Regions from separate parts of the Homo sapiens genome. Here region 1 is linked to region 2. Evidence: chromatin contacts called from ENCODE Hi-C or POLR2A ChIA-PET data. All regions are on one chromosome and are shown on one strand. Each heading gives the region's core, a stretch centred on a gene start or an enhancer-like site at or near the end of the contact. The rest is flanking DNA. Distances are from core to core; before and after follow the strand shown. Region 1 holds the start of EOLA2 (endothelium and lymphocyte associated ASCH domain 2). Region 2 holds the start of FMR1-AS1 (FMR1 antisense RNA 1).

Region 1 (4,001 bases), core at 556-3,055, 2.0 Mb after region 2:
CTGCGAGACAATGATTGTCTGTTCTTTAAGCCAGCCCCTTTATGGTCCTTTGTTTCAGCCATCTTGGCAAACTGCTGTTCCCAACACATCTGCACAGGCTAGGGCACGAGTTTGCCATTTGACAGCACATCAAGCCCATTCTTTCCACCTGACAATCTTCATCTACCTTGTTTTTCACTGCCTGGGTGATATCCCATTGTTGGTCGTCTCATAATTTGCCTGACCATTCCTCCACTGATGGAGAGTTACAAGTTGCTTCCCACTTTTGCCACTAGAAATGACATTACTTCTAACACTCGCTGTGTGAAGACATGCTGAAGGAAATGCCTCGGCCGCCTGGCACGCCCATCTAAGATGCTGATATCTGCCAGCAAATGACTTTCCACAAAGACTCACCCGTGTACCCTCCACCAACCCATCCATGGTGCCATTTCCTCACACACTTGTGGCCCCTGAGCATGATTATTCTTCTGATGAGTGACCAAAGATAACCAGGTTCCTTGGTTCTGGATTACTTCTGACGGAGGCTGAATGTCCCCCACAGGGCCTGGCCACTTCCATCGGGATAAATGGCTACAGTGAATGTTTGCCTCTTTTCTGCCGCCCAGTTTCTTAGCCAACCCTTTTCTCGTCATCACCACAAAATCACAACAACTGTGTGTGTGTGGAATCCCTAGTAGGAACTGATGTAACTGAAAAGGCAAGAAGGGGGTTGAGTCCCCTCCTACCTGGTGCTGCAGAGAGTACCTGCTTTACGGCCAGAGGAGGAAACACTCTTCCACTTGGTTTCTTTACCTGCACAACAAGGAAGATAAAGAGGAAAGGTCATTAAATGCAAGTCAGCAAAGCTGGTTAATGGCCCTAGGAAGGTCTTCTACTCAGCAGGCATTGGAAACCAAGAGCTGGGAGGGCCGGTCCTAAGAGTAACACATGTGCACCTCACTCACGGTTTGGTTCTGCTAATCAGAGCGGTGGGACCCTCCACATCTGTCTGGGTCACAGGGTGCACCAGTCCGCAGAGCAGAAAATCATTTCAGCAAGTTGAGTCACATTCCTACAGCTGAGCACGCTCCATCCGAGGGGAGAAAAATCACACTTCCCCTCCCATTGTCATCGGACGAGGGTTTGGGGGGCCTAAATCCCATTGTCCACTGCTTAATTCTGGTTAGGTCATGCTGAGCACGGGGCCACAGGCCACAGAGCTATGCACCGCCCGGCCTGGGGTCCAGGCGAGCTTACAGCACAGGGGCCAAGCGGGAGGCAGGGAAGACCGGGCCGAGATGGGGCCGCTGTGTGTGGAGCAGCACTTGCAGACGCAGGTCGCGGGTACACGCGCTTAGAAGGAGGGGGGCCGAGACCATGGGGAGAGCAAGGGACACCAAAGGGCGCTTCGGGCGCGCCCCGCACGGGTTCTCTGCCCGAAACCCAGGGGAAAGAAACCCCAGCCCGCAAGTACCGTCTGCAAGAGGGCCGAGCACACGGGCTCCGGCATCAGGGGCCCTGGTACCTTTCAGCCGCGGCCGGTCTCACGGCCTCTGGACCCTGAGAGTCGTGGGCGTTCAGGGCCGACTCTGGCTTTTGGCCTCAGAGTACAGTCCTCCGCCTCCTCGCGACCCAGCGAGGCCACCGGAGCCAGCGAGGAGACGTGGGCCGCGGTGAGAAGAGAGAGCACCCGGCTCGTGTCAGGGCTGTAAGGTAGCTGCCGCTTACTCCCGGAAACCGGTGGCCAGTGACAGATGCTAGCGGTCCATAACTTCGGCTTTCATGCAGCTCCCGTCGTCCCTTTCATGAGGAACGTACGTGTGCGCGTAATCACGCACGTACGTACACCACGCACGTACGCAGGAGGCCCGTATTCAGCCACGCCTATACACCGCCAAATCGCTAGGAAGCCACGTATTCACGAAGCCACGCAGTGACGTCGCCACGCACGTACGCACGCACTTGCCACAAGGAGACGCTGTTCAGTTTACCGGATCCTGTCCCGCGCCAGCCAACCAGGACAAGGCCGGGGAGCTCGAGACAGGCAGCCTAGACCAAGAACCGGAAGGAGGAAAAGGAACCGGAGGGAGGAAGAGGAGGGGCGGGACGAGACCACCAGGCAGGATTTTTAAGCCCAGAGCTGCGAGACCAGCAGGAAGGAACTGGGAGAAACCAATGGGGAGGGGATGGGGGCGGGGCTGAGAGGAGGAGGGCGGAGCTGGGGGAGGGGAAGGGCGGGAGTGAGGAAACCGCTGGGGCGGGGTTGAGAGTGGGGCGGGGACTTGAGGGGATGGGGCGGGGACTTGGGATGGGGCGGGGACTCGAGGGGGTGGGGCGGGGCTGAGAGAAACCATTGGGGGCGGGGCTATGGGCGATCTGGGCGAGGAGAGGCTGCAGGAGGAGCTCGCGGACTCCTGAGAACCAGCGCGGGGAGGGAGGGGGCTGGTGAGAGGAGGAAGGTGGGGCTGAAAGAAACCAGTGGGGAGGGGTTGGGGGCGGGGCTTTGGAAGCTGGTGCTGGAGAAGCAGGGCAGGGCTGGGGGAGGAGTGGGGCGGGGCGGGGTTCGGGGGGGGCTGGGGCTCGGGGAGGGGTGGGGCGGGGCTGAGGGAACCGCCGGGGAGGGGCTCGGGGGCGGGGCTTTGAAAACAGCCTTTGGAGAAGCGGGGCTGGGGGGGCGGGGCAGGGCCGAGGGGAACCTCTGGGGTGGGGCTGGGGGGTGGGGTTTGCACGCAGCCACAGGAGAAACAGGGCGGGGCTCAGAAAAGGGTTGGATCGGGCTGAGAGAGACCGCTGAGGGGGGTGCTGGGGGCGGGGCTTTGGAAGCACCCGCGGGAGAAACAGGGAGGAGATGGGGAGAGGCGGGGCTCGGCGCGGGGCGGGGCTTCGGAGGCAGCCGCGGGAGAAGCAGGGGGGGGTTCGGGGCAGGGCGGGTCTGAGCGAAGCCATTGGGGAGCGGCTGGGGGCGGGGCCTTTTAACCAGCCGCAGGAGGAGCCGGGTGGGGCTGGGGCGGGGCGGAGCTGAGAGAAACCGCTGAGGATGGGCTGGGGGCGGGGCCTTGGAAGCAGGCGTTGGAGGGGCGGGGTAGGGCCGGGCCGAGAGAAACCACTGGGGAGGGTCTGGGGTCGGGGCTTTGCCATCAGTGGTGTGAGGAGCAGGCCGGGGCAGTGGGCAATTGAGCGAGGAACAGCTGCGGGAGGACTCCGCGGACTCCTGAGAACCAGCTTAGGGGAGCGGCGGCTTGGGGAGGTGTAGGGTGGAATCACGAGAAAGCTCTGTGGGAGGGCCTGGTGCACAGCTCAGCTGCAGGGTGGAGCTGAGGGAAAGCCGGGCGTTCCTGGAGGAGGAGCAGGGCGAGGCTGTGGCAAAGCGCTGTGGGAGCAGATGGGGCGGGGCTGCGGGAAAGAGCTGGAGAAGGAGGAGCCAAGCTGCACCAAGGCTGGCGGGTGAGAATTGCGGGGGAGGAGCTAGTGCAGAGCTGGAGGAAAGAGCTGAAAGGTTGTTGGGGTGGGCAGAGGGGTAGGAGAAGCGAGACGGGGCTAGAGGAGGCGGAGCTGGGAGCGGTGATGAAGGGGTAGCAGGGCGGGGCAGTGGGAAAGAGCTGTGGGAGGAGGAGCTGGGGGTAAGAAGCTGGGGCTGTGGCTGCAGCGGGGACTGGGTCAGAGCTTCTGGAGGAGCCGCCTGCAAGAGGAGGGCGTAGTTGTGGGAAAGAGCTGTGGGCGGAAATGGTTAAGTGCCGGGTGGAGCAGGGGCTGGCGTCGGAATAGCTGGGGCGGAGCTGCGGGAGGAGGAGCTGGGGGGCGGAACTGTGGGAGGAACAGCTGGGGCGGAGCTGAGGGAGGAGGAGCAGGGGGGCAGAACAGCTGGGGTGGAGCTGTGGGCGGAGCTGCAAGAGGAGAAGTTGGGGACGGACTTGCAGGAGGAAAAGCTAGGGGTGGAGCTGTGGGTGGAGTTGGGGGAGGGAGCTGAGGCCCTTCTGTGATGCACCCTTAGGCAAGAGTCCAAACTTTCCCGCGGCGAC
Region 2 (3,773 bases), core at 153-2,652:
GAGTTGCAGCTAATGCTCTGCTCCCATTCAGCCTATGATGAGATTCTCTTTCAGCCCTATTGGGTTCTTGGCCTCATGTGACTACTCCAAAGACCCTAGTCCAAAAGGTCTTTCCTGTTTGCTATGGCCTTGAGGAATGTGGCCCTAGATCCACCGCTTTAAAGCTGGAGTTCCACCAGCAGCAACATCCTCTCATTCTGGGGCACCTGCCTGGGGCAGGTCATCCTGCCTCTGCCAACTCAGTGCTATTAGTTAACTCTCACCTGCCATATTCCAGCTGGAATCATCTCCCCTTCTCCACCCCAGACTAGGTCATGTTCCGCCATCATGGAAGCGCCTATTCTTCATACCCCTTATCACAGCTGCAACTACTCATTTACTTGTCTGACAATTTGATTTATGTCCACCTACTTTGCTAGGTACTAAGTTCAATGCTGGCAGTCGTTTCTTCTTTTTTTTTCTTTTCTGTTTTGCTCACCGATTTCTCGTTAGCACTTAGCACAGTGTCTGGCACACGATAGATGCTCCGTCAACTTCTCAGTTGGATACCAGCATCCCGAAGGGAACATGGATTAAGGCAGCTATAAGCACGGTGTAAAAACAGGAATAAGAAAAAGTTGAGGTTTGTTTCACAGTGGAATGTAAAGGGTTGCAAGGAGGTGCATCGGCCCCTGTGGACAGGACGCATGACTGCTACACACGTGTTCACCCCACCCTCTGGCACAGGGTGCACATACAGTAGGGGCAGAAATGAACCTCAAGTGCTTAACACAATTTTTAAAAAATATATAGTCAAGTGAAAGTATGAAAATGAGTTGAGGAAAGGCGAGTACGTGGGTCAAAGCTGGGTCTGAGGAAAGGCTCACATTTTGAGATCCCGACTCAATCCATGTCCCTTAAAGGGCACAGGGTGTCTCCACAGGGCCGCCCAAAATCTGGTGAGAGAGGGCGTAGACGCCTCACCTTCTGCCTCTACGGGTCACAAAAGCCTGGGTCACCCTGGTTGCCACTGTTCCTAGTTCAAAGTCTTCTTCTGTCTAATCCTTCACCCCTATTCTCGCCTTCCACTCCACCTCCCGCTCAGTCAGACTGCGCTACTTTGAACCGGACCAAACCAAACCAAACCAAACCAAACCAAACCAGACCAGACACCCCCTCCCGCGGAATCCCAGAGAGGCCGAACTGGGATAACCGGATGCATTTGATTTCCCACGCCACTGAGTGCACCTCTGCAGAAATGGGCGTTCTGGCCCTCGCGAGGCAGTGCGACCTGTCACCGCCCTTCAGCCTTCCCGCCCTCCACCAAGCCCGCGCACGCCCGGCCCGCGCGTCTGTCTTTCGACCCGGCACCCCGGCCGGTTCCCAGCAGCGCGCATGCGCGCGCTCCCAGGCCACTTGAAGAGAGAGGGCGGGGCCGAGGGGCTGAGCCCGCGGGGGGAGGGAACAGCGTTGATCACGTGACGTGGTTTCAGTGTTTACACCCGCAGCGGGCCGGGGGTTCGGCCTCAGTCAGGCGCTCAGCTCCGTTTCGGTTTCACTTCCGGTGGAGGGCCGCCTCTGAGCGGGCGGCGGGCCGACGGCGAGCGCGGGCGGCGGCGGTGACGGAGGCGCCGCTGCCAGGGGGCGTGCGGCAGCGCGGCGGCGGCGGCGGCGGCGGCGGCGGCGGAGGCGGCGGCGGCGGCGGCGGCGGCGGCGGCTGGGCCTCGAGCGCCCGCAGCCCACCTCTCGGGGGCGGGCTCCCGGCGCTAGCAGGGCTGAAGAGAAGATGGAGGAGCTGGTGGTGGAAGTGCGGGGCTCCAATGGCGCTTTCTACAAGGTACTTGGCTCTAGGGCAGGCCCCATCTTCGCCCTTCCTTCCCTCCCTTTTCTTCTTGGTGTCGGCGGGAGGCAGGCCCGGGGCCCTCTTCCCGAGCACCGCGCCTGGGTGCCAGGGCACGCTCGGCGGGATGTTGTTGGGAGGGAAGGACTGGACTTGGGGCCTGTTGGAAGCCCCTCTCCGACTCCGAGAGGCCCTAGCGCCTATCGAAATGAGAGACCAGCGAGGAGAGGGTTCTCTTTCGGCGCCGAGCCCCGCCGGGGTGAGCTGGGGATGGGCGAGGGCCGGCGGCAGGTACTAGAGCCGGGCGGGAAGGGCCGAAATCGGCGCTAAGTGACGGCGATGGCTTATTCCCCCTTTCCTAAACATCATCTCCCAGCGGGATCCGGGCCTGTCGTGTGGGTAGTTGTGGAGGAGCGGGGGGCGCTTCAGCCGGGCCGCCTCCTGCAGCGCCAAGAGGGCTTCAGGTCTCCTTTGGCTTCTCTTTTCCGGTCTAGCATTGGGACTTCGGAGAGCTCCACTGTTCTGGGCGAGGGCTGTGAAGAAAGAGTAGTAAGAAGCGGTAGTCGGCACCAAATCACAATGGCAACTGATTTTTAGTGGCTTCTCTTTGTGGATTTCGGAGGAGATTTTAGATCCAAAAGTTTCAGGAAGACCCTAACATGGCCCAGCAGTGCATTGAAGAAGTTGATCATCGTGAATATTCGCGTCCCCCTTTTTGTTAAACGGGGTAAATTCAGGAATGCACATGCTTCAGCGTCTAAAACCATTAGCAGCGCTGCTACTTAAAAATTGTGTGTGTGTGTTTAAGTTTCCAAAGACCTAAATATATGCCATGAAACTTCAGGTAATTAACTGAGAGTATATTATTACTAGGGCATTTTTTTTTTAACTGAGCGAAAATATTTTTGTGCCCCTAAGAACTTGACCACATTTCCTTTGAATTTGTGGTGTTGCAGTGGACTGAATTGTTGAGGCTTTATATAGGCATTCATGGGTTTACTGTGCTTTTTAAAGTTACACCATTGCAGATCAACTAACACCTTTCAGTTTTAAAAGGAAGATTTACAAATTTGATGTAGCAGTAGTGCGTTTGTTGGTATGTAGGTGCTGTATAAATTCATCTATAAATTCTCATTTCCTTTTGAATGTCTATAACCTCTTTCAATAATATCCCACCTTACTACAGTATTTTGGCAATAGAAGGTGCGTGTGGAAGGAAGGCTGGAAAATAGCTATTAGCAGTGTCCAACACAATTCTTAAATGTATTGTAGAATGGCTTGAATGTTTCAGACAGGACACGTTTGGCTATAGGAAAATAAACAATTGACTTTATTCTGTGTTTACCAATTTTATGAAGACATTTGGAGATCAGTATATTTCATAAATGAGTAAAGTATGTAAACTGTTCCATACTTTGAGCACAAAGATAAAGCCTTTTGCTGTAAAAGGAGGCAAAAGGTAACCCCGCGTTTATGTTCTTAACAGTCTCATGAATATGAAATTGTTTCAGTTGACTCTGCAGTCAAAATTTTAATTTCATTGATTTTATTGATCCATAATTTCTTCTGGTGAGTTTGCGTAGAATCGTTCACGGTCCTAGATTAGTGGTTTTGGTCACTAGATTTCTGGCACTAATAACTATAATACATATACATATATATGTGTGAGTAACGGCTAATGGTTAGGCAAGATTTTGATTGACCTGTGATATAAACTTAGATTGGATGCCACTAAAGTTTGCTTATCACAGAGGGCAAGTAGCACATTATGGCCTTGAAGTACTTATTGTTCTCTTCCAGCAACTTATGATTTGCTCCAGTGATTTTGCTTGCACACTGACTGGAATATAAGAAATGCCTTCTATTTTTGCTATTAATTCCCTCCTTTTTTGTTTTGTTTTGTAACGAAGTTGTTTAACTTGAAGGTGAATGAAGAATAGGTTGGTTGCCCCTT

Evidence for each region. Hi-C counts contacts between places; a loop is a spot of excess contacts on that map. ChIA-PET counts read pairs that join two places held with the same protein, here RNA polymerase II (POLR2A). Pooled maps may share reads with other maps.
Region 1: a map of naive thymus-derived CD4-positive, alpha-beta T cell shows a loop between it and region 2 (13-fold over the local background). The contact joins the promoter of EOLA2 here to the promoter of FMR1-AS1 in region 2. A Hi-C loop is called at or near these places in 1 of 168 maps with a recorded cell type or tissue (naive thymus-derived CD4-positive, alpha-beta T cell), 3 of 37 single-sample maps with no recorded cell type and 10 of 50 pooled maps. POLR2A ChIA-PET finds 5 or more read pairs at or near these places in 4 of 52 experiments (CD4-positive, alpha-beta T cell, K562, activated B cell and 1 more).

Annotation. Positions count from the first base shown.
Region 1 is chrX:149,936,686-149,940,686 of GRCh38, forward strand. EOLA2 (endothelium and lymphocyte associated ASCH domain 2) reads right to left here and starts at 1,806. Exons shown (of 5, transcript NM_001013845.2): 1 at 1,508-1,806; 2 at 748-795. It overlaps EOLA2-DT (EOLA2 divergent transcript), which reads left to right and starts at 1,863. Exons shown (of 12, transcript NR_027456.1): 1 at 1,863-2,101; 2 at 3,974-4,001. RefSeq lists silencers at 2,252-2,521, 2,632-2,711, 2,992-3,051, 3,702-3,811.
Region 2 is chrX:147,910,415-147,914,187 of GRCh38, forward strand. FMR1-AS1 (FMR1 antisense RNA 1) reads right to left here and starts at 1,403. Exons shown (of 2, transcript NR_024503.3): 1 at 1,228-1,403; 2 at 1-581. It overlaps FMR1 (fragile X messenger ribonucleoprotein 1), which reads left to right and starts at 1,505. Exons shown (of 17, transcript NM_002024.6): 1 at 1,505-1,816. The coding sequence starts at 1,766. RefSeq lists enhancers at 1,036-1,245, 1,826-1,925 and a silencer at 1,326-1,665.